2 separate regions of the Homo sapiens genome follow, and region 1 is linked to region 2. Evidence: read pairs that join two places in POLR2A ChIA-PET (ENCODE). Cell type or tissue: MCF 10A. All regions are shown on one strand. Each heading gives the region's core, and the rest is flanking DNA. Links, peaks and the distances in the headings are about the cores only.

Region 1 (7,561 bases), core at 1,358-5,357, 330 kb after region 2:
GAGAGTTTGGGGGGAGTTTCTTGAGTTCAAATGAAACTTAGAACTCCTTAGTGTTCAATACATTTGCACACAAATCAATGACACAACGTCCCACCAGCAGCCAGCTAATCCCCCTCAATGCCTACTCATCTGGACGTTCCAGAATTAATATTTGACGATTCTCTCATTGAAACAACCACCCCTGACCTTCTGCAATTCCACTGTCACGTTATTCTGTGACATATTCATCTTGAATTCATTTCCAGACAATTTGATTGGAATGAGGTTTGACATGTATTGGCTTCCATGAAAGAAGCAGACTTTGATCTGGATGATGGGGTTTACATGATATACATCATCTTTACCAGGGATACCAGCCTTCTGCAATGTGGTAGTGACGAGGTTCCCACAATGTGGTGTCTGAACAGGGAGTGACTGACAGCTGCTCTGTCAGGAATACCTTCATTGTGAAGAATTTAATTTAATATTCCATTTAGAATAAGCATATGATTTAGGGTGGTATTTTCCCTTCCAGGCGTCTAGTTTTCCTCATTTCAACTATATCACTAGCTGATGGTTGCCTCCAAAGATGTTCCCTCATTGGTAGACAAAGGAACCTTCCTAACCAAAGTCAAATAGACAACCCAGGAAATGGCTCTCTATATTATCTGGGGATGATTTAATGGCAAAAGTCTCAAGAGAGGTATGAGTTGTTATGTAAATTCAGTTGTTTTGATTCTTTAATACTGTTTTGGAAGACCCAAAAGCAATGTTTCCTAAGCTTTTGTCACAGGATGTTTTGTAGAATCCTTGCTTGGAAATTAAAGCATATCCAAGTATATTTTCTTCCATACTCAGTTCCATTAATGATGTTTAAAACTCAAATTTCCATAGCAGAGGAGAAGAATATCCTCTTTTATTGCCAAAATCCTAACAGATCTCATCTCCTTTGCACAATTTGGGCTTAGAAATACGGATGGCCTCCTGGGGCTTATGTTATTTCTTTGCATAAGAATAGAGGCAAACTCCCTGTGTAGGAATCTTGAAGTCTGTTTGTGACTAGCCTCTAAAGAAATTTACCTCTGTTTAGGGTGGCAACCTGGCCAGAAACAGGGAAGAAAGAACTGAACAAGTGACTATTGATTTAGTGCAGAACATTCAGATGACAAGACTTGTTTCTAGCCAGGTTCTATACAGTGGCCCTCAGCTGAGTAAGGCCCACCTCCTGATCTGGGCATAACTTACAATAAACAATCATCATTTAATTTAGCATTGCTTAAAATATTAAAATGGAAAAATAGCCCAGCTGTTGATCTGAAATATCCTCCATTTTTTTTTCTTTCCAAGGCAGTGAGATCAGACATTCAAACCAGTGATTTAAGGAGCTCTGGCAGATGGTAGGGCCACCAAATGTTCTATTTCTAGAAAAGAACTAGGAAATCACTTGTTTATGCCACTGCATTCGTCTGGGTAGGTGAGCAAAAGTGCTTAGGGCATGATTCTGGGCACTGGTTTGCAGAGGCTCTGAAGATCAAGAGATATTTGGGGTCTAGTGGTGGAATATGCTCCAAATAGGTCCCCAAGAAAACAAGCTTCCAGTGTTTCATTTTGACATGTGCTAAAGATCTGTGGGTTGTGAGATACTCTTTTTCTCTACAAATGAAGCAGAAAAGTAGACTTAACAATGTTATATCTCCAGGCATGGGTAGGAATAGAATGTTTCAGTCAAGCATTTGGTGTTGGGGGCAGGTATAGTGAGATGTTTCTGGAAAAAAAATCTGAAGAGCACTGAGGAGACACCATTCCTTAGCCAGCCCAATTGATAATCTCTGTAGCCTGGGTTCCCTGCTTCCCAGGCTCTGGAAGACTCAAAATGATCTCTCTAAAGACTAAAATATACCTCTCAGTTGTTGATGCCCCATCACCTTGAACTGGATACTGCTTTGGGGCTTATTTCAAAGATATACCTTGAAGATCCTTATGTAATCCCTTATTGCTGTCTCTGGGGAAATGTCCTTCGAGGAGAATGTCTGGTCCCATTGCTGGGTTTAGCCAACCAACATATAGACCATATAGCTCTAAGGAACTTGCAAAGATCAGGCAACCTCAGTGACCTGCAGGTCTACTGACCCCTGGCTACTCAAGCAAGAAGAAGCTACCTAAAATGGGTCCAGATGTTTTCAGCTTTCAAGAGAAGGCTGCATCTGGGAAGGAGCTCCATGGGGCCAGCCTACTCTCCAGGATTTTGGCTGAATCAGATGTGTTTGCCCTTTTGCTGCTGGCACAAAAAAGTCATACACAAGTTCAAAGCTTTTCAAAGGCAAAGTGACTAACAGAAAGTGTGTAGTATGCTAGCAGACTATGTGTATAAAACCTCTGTTTCTTAACCCTGGAGTCCAGAGAGTCAGTGGTTAGAATTCCAGAGGGCCCATAAACTTGGAGGAGAAAAAAATGCCTCTTTATTTTCACAACCTTCTATTGGAAAGTTAGTGTTTTCTTCTATGATGAATATGTGCAGCAAATACTGGACTATTAGAAGTTCAACAGACTCACCAGGCTTCCTAAGGGTTCCACAGCCTGAAACAACTAAAAACCCCTCTTCTCCTATCTGTCCATACTGTTATTCAAAGCTTTTGATGGAGGTGGGGTCACAGTGTATATATTAAGAAATCTGGCCGGGTGCAGTGGCTCACGCCTGTAATCCCAGCACTGTGGGAGGCCGAAGTGGGCAGGTCACCTGAGGTCAAGAGTTCAAGACCAGCCTGGCTAACATGGTGAAACTCCGTCTTTACTAAAAATACAAAAATTAGCTGGGCATGATGCTGGGTGCCTGTAATCCCAGCTACTTGGGAGGCTGAGGTGGAAGAATCGCTTGAACCAGGGAGGCAGAGGTTGCATTGAGCCAAGATGGCGCCATTGCACTGCAGCCTGGGCGACAGAGGGAGACTCCCTCTCAAAAAAAAAAAAAAAAAAAATCCGTGTTTTTGCAAATCAGAGTCTTAAAGCTAAAGTGAGTTTGACAAACATTCTGAACTGTTAGTTTTAGATTACCTAGGGTCCAGCAGAGAAAAAAAATTTTAATTGCCGAAATATTGCAGAAGTTCCCCTGCACTTAAACCTGAATACCACATAAGCTGAACAAGTTTGGTGTTAAGATGCGGATAGTAAAAACAACTGGGCAAGGAGTCTCAGGTAAAAACATACTCTGGCTTTTGTTTTGCTTTTTGGAGTCCTTCATGGATTCAGTCCAGAGTTGCCTAGACAATTGCATCATTCAACATACACCTGGGAGGTGAAATGACTCATTGAGATGTGTAAACCTTTCACTGGAGACCTGGCCATGCCACTGCTTGGATGAAGGATCAGAGCAGGGGAAGGATCAGAGAGATGGTGCCTGTTGGTGGAGGAGTAAACCATGGGAGAAAGTGAAAGCCAGGGAGACATATCCTGAGAGTCTAGTCACAAAACTGCTGTGTGGAAGCCCTTGGTTTTGAGAGTAGGGAGTGGGGGTCTGGCAGTCAAATACTCTTCTCTAATTTTTTTTTTTTAAATACTGAGGAGTATCTATTGGTAGAGTTATCCAAGCTCTTCCTGTAGGAGGAGCAGAAAGACCTGGACGTGTCTAAGTAGAGAGAAATTGTTGTGGAAGTTAATCCCTCCCTAAAGTGCACCCAAGGGAGGAACAATGCATTAAATGAAGGTCTCAAAGAATCTGCCAACTGTTATACATCAGTTAATTATTTTAAAAAAAAATTTTTTAAGGCCTTATTTACTGACCAGGAAATGTATAAGAATAGTCCTTGGTGCTGGGGATGGGAGGAGGGGCAGTTCAGTCAATTTCTATTCAGCATTGCTGGTATCTGCCAAAATTTCTTGCCTCTGCTAAGGGGTATGGGATATTTTACTCAATCTTTAAAACTTTTCTTAAAGATACAAGCCTTTCTCTGTTTGGGGGACACTTTTTATGGCCGCCAGGGAAGCCCAAGCACTTAGACTGGCATTTTCGGCTGCAGCGACAAGGCAGGAGTCCCGGCCAGCAGCCCTTTAAATCGCCGGACGACGCAGCTGACCTTAGCCGGTCGGCTCAGACAAAGGACTACCGCTCGCCCCCAAAGCCCCCCAACCCCCGACCCTCGGCTTTTGCCACACTCGACTGAGCCAGAACTTAAGTTTTTTTTAACCAACCGACCCCCATCCCGCCAAAGTGGCCCCCCTAGCACTGGAAGGCATCTTGTCGGAGGCGGCCACGGGCCTGCAGGCCCTCTCAGAGCCTGGAAGGGGAAACGCGGCGTGCACTTTCTACAGAGGCCTAAGACGAGGTAGGAGGAAGCAGAGAAGGCTTGGACCGCAGGCAACAAGTAGCCGAAGCTGAAAGTGGAAGTCACCCTTAAATCCCCTTTCCCAGAGGCTCCGTACGACTGCGGGGTATAGCGCTCAGGATCCCTGATTTGCCCAGGGAGATCCGAGAGCGAAAACCTGTTTCTCCTGGATCCACGCCCGACTCCTTTGTTTCTTTGGCCAGCAGGCCTGCGGGTGGGTGTGACTTGTGGCGGGGAGAGTCCTTTCAGGAAGGCACGGGTTCGAGCCCAGCCTTTTCAGGCCGTCACCACTTCCCGCCTAATCCCGTCCCTGGTCAGGGCCAGATCCTTGAGTTTCGCGCGTCTTTGAGCTCTCCAACACCGGGGAGGAGGGGCCTGCAAGGCTAAATGGGAAGAGAGTATAGAGGAAAGAGAGGGGGAGGGGAGGAGAAAGGAAGACGAAGTGAGGTAGACGTTTTGGGGAAAATAAGAGAGACGAAAAGGACCAGAAAGATGAGGGAAACGAGACATTTCGGAGAAAGCCAGAAAATAAAATTAGGCTCAACGGCTGCTAGCCTAGGAGTTTCTCAGCTCCTGGCTCCTGAGTCAGCAACCTCCTTCGGTCCTTCGATCCCGACCCCCTCCTCTTGCAGGCTGCAGGGACAAACTGCCCAACGAGACCGCCATCTCTGCGCACACGATGCTGCCCATCAGCCCCGACTGAGGTCCCGCAATGCTGCCTCCCCAAAGTTGTGGTGAATGGTGGCATAACCCAGCCCCGAGTACTTCCAGGAGCCCTGAGTCAAAGCTGATCCACTCAGCTTTCCGGAGAGGAGGGGGAGGAGGCTCAAGGGGAGAGAAAAGGATTTGTGCCCGGGTCAGAGCGCATGAGCAGTGGAAGCTTGAGATGCTGTGGGGGTGGGGTGAGGGAGGGAAAGAGGGTATATGTTTGGGGGAGAGGTGTGTGAGGGGGTGGCGGTTGGAGCAGGGAAGTGTGAGAGAGAGAGAGAGAGACCGACCGCGTGCGGCAGGACCTGTCATCACTGACGTCGGACCCGGCCGCGGGCCAATGGGCTACCCAGGCGATTGTTCCTCTCTGTGGGTCCAGGCCACGGCCCTGAATCTCTATTGACTTCCTAACGCGCCCTGCTGCTACTTCTGTAGTGTGCAGGATTTCGCGTAGGCATTAATAGCCAAGGGGGTGGGCGCGCCCAAATCCAAACCTTGGGAAGAAGAAGAGAAAGAAAGAAAGAAAAAAAAAACTTTACAGAAGTTTTTTTGTGTGGTTTTCCTTTCCCCTCCCCACTGTCAGGTGGCAGTGGTGTTAGCGGCCCGGTACAGGGAGCTCCGGGGAGCGTGGGTCGGCAAGCAGCCGGCCGCCCTCTCCTAGCCAAGCGGGGCACTGAAAATATATATGGCTGGGGCGCTTCAGAACCACCACCACCTCCAACATCATCATTTCTGTCACCTCCACTCCCCGCAGGGCATCGTGCCCCGGAGAGCCCCGGGGTGTTAGCCGCCAAAGTGCGCTTGGGGCTCAGCTCCTACCCCTCTGGAGCAGAACCCCCAGCAACCCACAGACTCAGCCCTGCGCCTTCCATTACCCCTTACATCTACTCTGCCGCTACCATCCCTCTCTAGCTCATGGCGCGGCGGGGGACTTGGCCCAACAGCAATTCGGCCCAATGGCGGCGGAGGTGTTTGGCCTTGCTCTGTCCACCGGGTTCACTGCTGGCGCTGTCTGGCTCTGAGTTCCACGGCTGACTGCAGAGGCCGTAGTGCGGCAGGGCTGGGCCTGCCCCCCGGGGCCCAGGGAAGAGCGCGCAGCCCACGCCACCCGTTCTCATGCGCGCTATTTGTTTCGACAACAGGTAGCAGCTCTGGACACCATGGCCCCCAGCTCACCGCCGCCTCCAGCCCCTCGGTGTTCCCGGGCCTCCACGAGGAGCCTCCCCAGGCCTCCCCCAGCCGTCCTTTGAATGGACTCCTGCGTCTGGGGCTCCCTGGAGACATGTACGCGCGGCCGGAGCCCTTCCCGCCAGGGCCTGCGGCCCGCAGCGACGCCCTGGCAGCTGCCGCAGCCCTGCATGGCTACGGGGGCATGAACCTGACGGTGAACCTCGCTGCGCCCCACGGTCCTGGCGCTTTCTTCCGCTACATGCGCCAGCCCATCAAACAGGAGCTCATCTGCAAGTGGCTGGCGGCCGACGGCACCGCGACCCCGAGCCTCTGCTCCAAAACTTTCAGCACCATGCACGAGCTGGTCACGCACGTCACCGTGGAGCACGTCGGCGGCCCGGAACAGGCCAACCACATTTGCTTCTGGGAGGAGTGTCCGCGCCAGGGAAAGCCCTTCAAAGCCAAATACAAACTTGTAAATCACATCCGCGTGCACACGGGCGAGAAGCCCTTCCCTTGTCCTTTCCCGGGGTGTGGGAAGGTCTTTGCTAGATCAGAAAATCTCAAAATACACAAACGAACTCACACAGGTCAGTATTCGGCGCTGTCTGTCGCGTGCGGACCCTCTGGGGAAGCAGGCCCTCGGGTCTGGATTTCCTCAAGTCCCAACTGAGGGGAGGGGGAAATATTTTGGGGTTGTTTCCATGAGCCAAGGCCATAAAATATTAATTATGCGCTTCTATTCTTAGAATCACAGAAGTTTCCGGAGGCTGTGTGTAGGGAGGATAGTGCGGGATTTCTGTTCTGGGGGGGACAAGGGTGAACGTGCCTAAGACCCTGTGTGTGCAAACATGTGCTCTCTGCTTAAGAGTTTGATTTTAAGATATTTTAAAACAGCATTGTTCCCCAAAGTCGTAAAGACATAAGAACAGCTGTCTAACTTTTTTCCTTGTCCCTTTGGAATTGCGCAGCAGAACTCTTCCACCTGTAGTCCTGATAACCTGGCCCACCTGGACTGAGAGGTTACCAGGCCCTGGAGCCTTCTTTAGGAGTTGGGGGTCGAATGGGCTAACTTTGTACGTATTTTTGAGCCTTGGTGGCCGGACACTAGGGATGTTTGGTGGACCCTCACTTTCGCTTTAGCACAGACCTATCCACCTTAAATATCATTTACCAAGCTGCTAAGGGAAATGGGGACATGTGTCAACTACATCTGCTACTTCTAGTTAACAGAAAAAAAGGAGTATCGTTCAAGAGCCTGCAAAATTGAACTCCTCTGGCCAGAGCATCTCTAATTAATACAACTGCAAGGAGAAAGTTTTCACACTTCCAGAACAGCCTGTGAAGTTACATTAATTAGTTTAGCAGCCATTGTTTGTACTCTC
Region 2 (7,561 bases), core at 1,828-5,827:
GGGAGGCCGAGGCAGGCAGATAACGAGATCAGGAGTTTGAGATCAGCCTGGCCAATATGAAGGTTGCAGTGAGTCGAGATCGTGCCACTGTACCTGGGTGACACAGCAAGACTCCATCTCAGAAAAAAAAAAGAAAGATTCTGGAAGCGTGTTTATTCAATCCATTTTATGGCCGCTTTGTGTGCATTCTTAGTGAATTGGAGTGCTTGAGGCTACAGATTGCAGTTTTAAAAATAGACATATTGCTGGAGATAAAACTCCATTGGAGACTGTGGTTTACAGGATTTATTTTATACTTGATGCCCTTTATGCAAATTCTTACGTCTTACCAAGTGCTTCATTCCCAAGCCCATCTTTCTTTCTATTTCAATTTTGGACTTCCAGTCAAACCACAAGAGCTAGGACCTTAAATTTCCTGTCCATCAACAGTGTTTAACATGACTCCAATGTGGAAACAACTGGCAAAATCATTTGGTTCAAGCTCATAGATTTTTAGATGCAGACATGGAAGCGCAGAGACTAAGTGACTCACAAAACATCATATAGTTTGTGAGCGACAGAAATCTTTATGTTTCTTAATTTATCTCTTATCAACTCCAAGAAATGTTTGAGAATGGTTTCAGAGCCCTCTGATGTGGTTAGCAAAGCTACTAAATCAATGTGCCTATTGAAAATACAAAATTAGAGTTCTATCATCTGTTATCTGCTTGCAACTTGAACCACAAAAATATTAAAATGTAGAAATTTAAATAAGATGTGCCTTATGGGAAAAAATGTAAAACCATCATAAACAATCTACTAGCTAGATATTGAAAAATATACCACTTTTAATAATTCAGCACCGAAAAAAAGCATCCTAAAATAATTTGAAGGTTAATACATAAAAACTGAGACAGAGAGAAGAGAAAAAAGAAGGCCTACTCAAAAATTCTATTAATCCTCACTAATGTTCTGTTTTGCCTCCCCTAGGCACTAATTCTTCGTGAGAATGCCAAAATGCTAGATGATATTACCTTGGGTTTCCTAAGTGGGAAGCTTCTTTATATAGTGTGGTACAGCAATGTTTATGTCTTAAAGGCTAACAAGTAAACAGGAGCTAATGTTTACAAAGCAGAAAGTCAATCCGGAGTTCCTGAAAGGTATTTTGTTCATACAGCACATAAGCCAAGTAGCTGGTCAAATAATTAACATCGTCTTCCTTAATTGTTGGTATCAGTTGTCATTAATACATAAAATTAGGAATTTTGCTGGGTCAACATTTTAAATGGGAAGACAATCTCTAGGAACATATTCATTTATTAACTCCTATGACAAGCCGGTGACAGCTCCCCCTTGTACAGAAAAAATGGTTCCTTTTTTTTCACTTTGGTTACTGGCATCTAGTTCTCTAACCCCACATTTTTTAACATCCCATTAATTCAAATCTTCAAACTAATAACCTATATTGTGCAAAGTGAGAGTGTTTAAAAGCAAAGGTGCTGACAGTTTGTAGATAGAGGAAGTAAATTTCTTTTAAAAGACTTTATAGGTGCTTATCTGATTCTGTCAAGGCAGTGATTATAACACACAAATATGACAGCGTTCACTGATAAAGGCAATGTGAGTAACTGCCAACAGAGGCATCCACCAAAGAATATCTAGGCCTGATAATATAGCTATATTAAAATTTAAACCTATTTGTAGAATCGTTGCCCTGGCATTATTAGAGATCATTTCTAGAGGTCAAAAGCAGCTGGTCCTCTCTCCCTGTAAATCTTTAGCATCTTCTCCTTAAGAAACAAGTGATTTAGTTTCCAAATTTAAAGTTTTAAAGTAACAGGCTTTTCACAGGTAATCAGTTCTAAGATCATGAAAACATACAGGGTTTCATATTGCAATTCATACTGTGTACTAGGACATATATTGCTGATGTGAATGTCTTATTCTTTTTTTCTCTGGTGAAGGACCTATCAGTTCAAAAGTTGTGTTCTAGCTTCAGGTTTCGGCTGCAGACAGATTGCTGACCTCAGTCTAGGTGGAAGCCATGAAAAAACTAAACCAAAAAAAAAAAAAAAAAAAGAGCAGACCAACTAACACAGATTGTCAAATGACAAAACTTCAAACCAGAGCAGTATATTCACTTTGATTCCTTCATTCAGTATTCACTTAAGGCCTAATATTTCTGGATACTGAACAAGATTATTCAGAATTTTTTTTTTTTTTTTTTAAGGAAAAAGAAAACCTGGTCCCTGCCTTCAAGGAACTTGTATGGCAAACACTTGCAAGCAAATGACTCTAATAATAGTATGTGTTTACTATGTTCTATGCATTGTTTTTAGTGCTTTACATGAATTAACATCCCTTTTATCAATCCTATAGTGTAAATACTATTATGTTCTCCATTTTACATATGAAGAAATGGAGCATAGAGAGGTTAAGTAATTTGCCTGAGTTCAAACAGCTGATAAAAGAGAGTCAAGTTTCAGATCCAAATATAGGAAGTTTGGCTTCAGCATCCAGGTTCTTTCCCATCATACCACACTCAATTATTCTACAATAGAACACTGGAGAGAAAGAGATGCAGGTGGGGAGGAAGGAGGCAGGAATAATGGGAATAGGTGGAAGAGAAGGCGGAAGATGTATTTATCCGGATACAATCAAAGAACCATTTCAGAGGAAAAAGGAGAATGTGAGTTGGAACTTTAAGTTTGAGTAATGATCCCCAGAAATAATTAAAGAATCCTTCTAGGCAATTTGGAAAATTTTCTTTCATTTATTTTCATTTACTTGTATATATGTGTGTGTTAACCCTTGCCTTTGCATGAGTTTTTCTGCAACCCGAAATTCATACTACATCTCTGTAAAACTAAGGCTAATCTGTAATTACAATTCATTTTATCTGGAAAATGTTATTGTACTCCCTAAAATATGTACACTAATTCTACATAGCAATAATTATTTTGGATGTTAGTTAAATGCTTTGCTAAAACAGGGGGAAACTGCTTTGTTCCTAGTTATTTGGGTAAATTTAATTTAAAAAAAGGTTTTCTTTTTTATTCTTCTTGTTCTCTTCAGTTTGGTCAGAACTGCCTCACGGTCTCATAGTTTTGGTTTGCACTTCAGTGGTTAGAGAAGTCTGAACTCCTTTTGCTTTGGAAAGCTGGTAAGCACAGAAAGTGAGAGGCAAGGATGTATTTGCTAAGGTATATTTCTAGAAAATTCCATGTAGACAGTGTAAAGGGATGGTATTTGATAGAACACACTATTTAAAATTATGACTTTGGAATGGGGACATTTTAAACTCAGTTATAGGCATATATGGCCTCTTTTCCTTTCCTTTCTTCCTCCACCACAAAATTCTATGTTGACTGGAAGTCAACTATTTTGAGAGATGCTATATTGAATTGTAGGATAGTAAGAAAAGTCATGTAGCTGATATACTGCGATGGGAGCAGCTTAACAGCAGCTTTAACTGATAATTCCTAGTTTTCTGTAGGCTCATTAGCGCAAACAGTGTGGAATTGGCGAGCCACCGTCCTAATCAGTACAGTTGTAGGGTAGGCATTAGGCATTAGGGTTTCCAGAAATTGGACCCCTGATAGCTCTTAGAGCTAGAGCCTATGTCTTATTTCACTGTCCTAAACCACTGAAAAATATAACAGCCACAGCATGTTTAATTTCACTGAGCTATAAGTGTTGAGGAAAAAATATTTTTAAATCACTTTTAGATTTTAATTAATATGTCTAATAATCTCTTGGGAAATCTCTAGCAAGGCAGCCAATGAAAATGTGATGATTGCAAACTTGATTTTATAGAAGTATATTTTGTATGCTTTTTATTCAGATATCTGCAATGTCACAAGGAAAATATTAATATTTTTTGCTCTAGTTTGTCAAATTTTGATAAAAATTATTTTATACATCTTAATTTTATTTGCTAGAACATAATTATAATTTTATACTATTTGTAAACTAAATGAAATTTCAGGATTCAGTCCAATGGTCACCTTATTCTACTTTGGAATAATGAAAACAACATTAAAAATATTAACCAGCTACTCTACAACTCATGGAGTGTGAAAGTTTAAGTAAGTATTCTGGTGACAGCTTGCAACAGAAATAGAAAGTGGCATACCATTAATCAAGTTATCTGATATGTCATAAAAAGGTGGAATTGGTGGAAAACATAGCTATTTCCACTACATTCTCAAGACAGTACTGTCTGCAGGTATTCTTCTAAAGCCTTCATGCTGTGGACCCTTTTGTCCAAAGCATTTTAAGAAGGTCTCCTGTGAGCCCTTTTCATTAATCACCAGTGTAGTCTACACGGGAGTCTCCTGAAAGAAGTAGAGGAAAGTCTTGTGTTGAGAGACCTTCAGAAACAGATGACAAGAGCACCCCAGCCTCGAGACGGGGTCATGAAGGGTGGAAATATGAGCTCCTAACCCTTGACCTCTTTGCCTCTTTATTTTGATTCCTTTAACAATACACGTTTGGCAGACACAAGCAGTGGCAAGTCCTTCTCTCTTTTGTTAGGCTTGGGAAAAACTCAGGGCAGCTCACTGTGACTCCCACCTAAGGGCTTGCCTGGTTTTTAATTAGAATTACAACTCATGCCACATTTTTTTAAATAATGGTTTTTAAAAAGACCCAAGCAATAATATATTTCTAAAATTTCCATAGCCAAATGAGCATAACTTTCAAGGGGCCATTATTAGTTTTTTGTGTGTGAATGGGATTTTTTTTTTTTTTGGTGGATCTGTTTAGATATTTTAAATTGTATTTGTTTTGTCCCCTACAGTTAATGTCTTTTTTAAGTGATTTCACAAATGTTAGTGGTTACAGATCATGAAAGGATGTTAAAAAGGGATGCCACGGCTCTGGAAGAACAAGATGAATATTATCCATATGTGTGTTCACAATCTTGGAGAAATAACAATAACAACAAAACTATAATAATTTTTCATAGAACTATCTATCCAAACATAACCTTACAGTAAAAAATTTTAAATAGTGCTTCTTATGAAAACACACATTATTCTAATTTAATGCTAAAATGATCGGGTCCATTTACATTTGATAGTTTCTGAGATTCTAAAAGCTTGTGTATTTATTGACCCAAGTAAGTTACCATGGACTTTTGTCCAAAGAAAATAAAAAACATGACATGCAAAGAAGCTGTGGAGCAAATGTCACATGGCTTTGGTTCCAAAAATTCAAAGAATATACAGAGAGCTGATAGTCAACTAACATTCTGGTACATAATACCAGGAAAAAAAATCGAGAATTTTCATTATTCCTAGAGAAATGCTTGTCCCTGCCTCCCTCTCTTTTTCCTGTTTTCCTCTACCACTTCCTCCTGTTTTCACACAAACAAAAATATTGAACTCAATTTTACCCTATTTTTCAGGTTGTCTTAATGGTTAGTAGTCACATCCCATAATCCCTTTAAACTTTTAAAAATATTACTTGGGGCTTGGACACAGGAAGGGGAACATCACACACCGGGGCCTGTTGTGGGGTAGGGGGAGGGAGAAGGGATAGCATTAGGAGATATATCTATTGTCAAATGACTAGTTAATGGGTGCAGCACACCAACATGGCACATGTATATATATGTAACAAACCTGCACGTTGTACACATGTACCCTAAAACTTAAAGTATAATAATAAAAAAAAAATTACTTGGGGTTATTATGGTGCTGGGGCTGGAAAATCTAGTGTCAGATGTAGCCAAGACATTTGTTTGTTACATATGTATACATGTGCCATGTTGGTGTGCTGCACCCATTAACTCGTCATATACATTAGATATATCTCCTAATGCTATCCCTCCCCCCTTCCCCCATCCCACAAGAGGCCCCAGTGTGTGATGTTCCCCTTCCTGTGCCCAAGAGTTCTCATTGTTCAATTCCCACCTATGAGTGAGACCATACGGTGTTTGGTTTTTTGTCCTCGTGATAGTTTGCTGAGAATGATGGTTTCCAGCTTCATCCATGTCCCTACAAAGGACATGAACTCATCATTTTTTATGGCTGTATAGTATTCCATGGTGTATATGTGCCACATTTTCTTAATCCAGTCTATCACTGATGGACATTTGCATTAGTTCCAAGTCTTTGCTATTGTGAATAGTGCCGCAATAAACATATGTGTGCATGTGTCTTTATAGCAGCATGATTTATAATCCTTTGGGTATATACCCAGTAATGGGATGGCTGGGTCAAATGGTATTTCTAGTTCTAGATCCTTGAGGAATCGCGACACTTTCTTCCACAATGGTTGAACTAGTTTACAGTCCCACCAACAGTGTAAAAGTGTTCCTATTTCTCCACATCCTCTCCAGCACCTGTTGTTTCCTGACTTTTTAATGATCACCATTCTAAATGGTGTGAGATGGTATCTCACTGTGGTTTTGATTTGCAGTTCTCTGATGGCCAGTGATGATAAGCATTTTTTCATGTGTCTGTTGGCTGCATAAATGTCTTCTTTTGAGAAGTGTCTGCTCATATCATTTGCCCACTTATTGATGGAGTTGTTTGTTTTTTTCTTGTAAATTTGTTTAAGTTCTTTGTAGATTCTGGATATTAGCCCTTTGTCAGATGAGTAGATTGCAAAAATTTTCTCCCATTCTATAGGTTGCCTGTTCACTCTGATGGTAGTTTCTTTTGCTGTGCAGAAGCTCTTTAGTTAAATTAGATCCCATTTGTCAATTTTGACTTTTGTTGCCATTGCTTTTGGTGTTTTAGACATGAAGTCCTTGCCCATGCCTATGTCCTGAATGGTATTGCATAGGTTTTCTTCTAGGGTTTTTATGGTTTTTAGTCTAACATTTACGTCTTTAATCCATCTTGAATTAATTTTTGTATAAGGTGTAAGGAAGGGATCCAGTTTCAGCTTTCTACATATGGCTAGCCAGTTTTCCCAGCACCATTTATTAAATAGGGAATCCTTTCCCCATTTCTTGTTTTTGTCAGGTTTGTCAAAGATCAGATGGTTGTAGATGTGTGGTATTATTTCTGAGGGCTCTGTTCTGTTCCATTGGTCTATATCTCTGTTTTGGTACCAGTACCATGCTGTTTTGGTACTGTAGCCTTGTAGTATAGTTTGAAGTCAGGTAGCATGATGCCTCCAGCTTTGTTCTTTTGGCTTAGGATTGATGCAGCCAAGACTTTTTTATTTGTTTGATTTCAGCTCAAGTTCAAACAAAAGCACCAAAGTTGAATATTTTAATTATATGGTTGAATTTTAACTACTTTACAATAGCGTTTTATCTGGTTGAATTTTAATTACAATAGTGTTGTTTTGTTTTTTAGGCTACTCCATAATTGTTAAGTCTCTACTTCTTTAATTCATTATATAGTCAAAAAATAAATTGAATGTGATATTTTTCTTTCTTTTTATTATTATACTTTAAGTTTTAGGGTACATGTGCACAACGTGCAGGTTAGTTACATGTGTATACATGTGGTATGCTGGTGCGCTGCACCCACTAACTTGTCATCTAGCATTAGGTATATCTCCTAATGCTATCCCTCCCCCCTCCCCCCACCCCACAACAGTCCCCAGAGTGTGATGTTCC

Evidence for each region. Peaks named below come from ENCODE experiments on the same cell type or tissue, not always from the same donor. Only the 100,000 strongest peaks of a DNase experiment are listed, where the experiment ranks them.
Region 1: POLR2A ChIA-PET joins it to region 2 with 5 read pairs; 3 of 35 experiments call an interaction of 5 or more read pairs at or near these places.

What each region holds. Positions count from the first base shown.
Region 1 is chr3:147,395,057-147,402,617 of GRCh38, reverse strand. It overlaps ZIC4 (Zic family zinc finger 4), which reads left to right. Exons shown (of 5, transcript NM_032153.6): 3 at 6,149-6,766. Among named protein-coding and RNA genes, the nearest start is that of ZIC4, 7.7 kb to the left of the region's middle. RefSeq lists an enhancer at 6,152-6,889. In MCF 10A, for the core only: no CTCF peak of the experiment used is centred there; a DNase peak (open chromatin) is centred at 3,287.
Region 2 is chr3:147,727,409-147,734,969 of GRCh38, reverse strand. It overlaps LOC124909495 (a long non-coding RNA gene), which reads left to right and starts at 2,528. Exons shown (of 2, transcript XR_007096279.1): 1 at 2,528-2,668. In MCF 10A, for the core only: no CTCF peak of the experiment used is centred there; no DNase peak of the experiment used is centred there.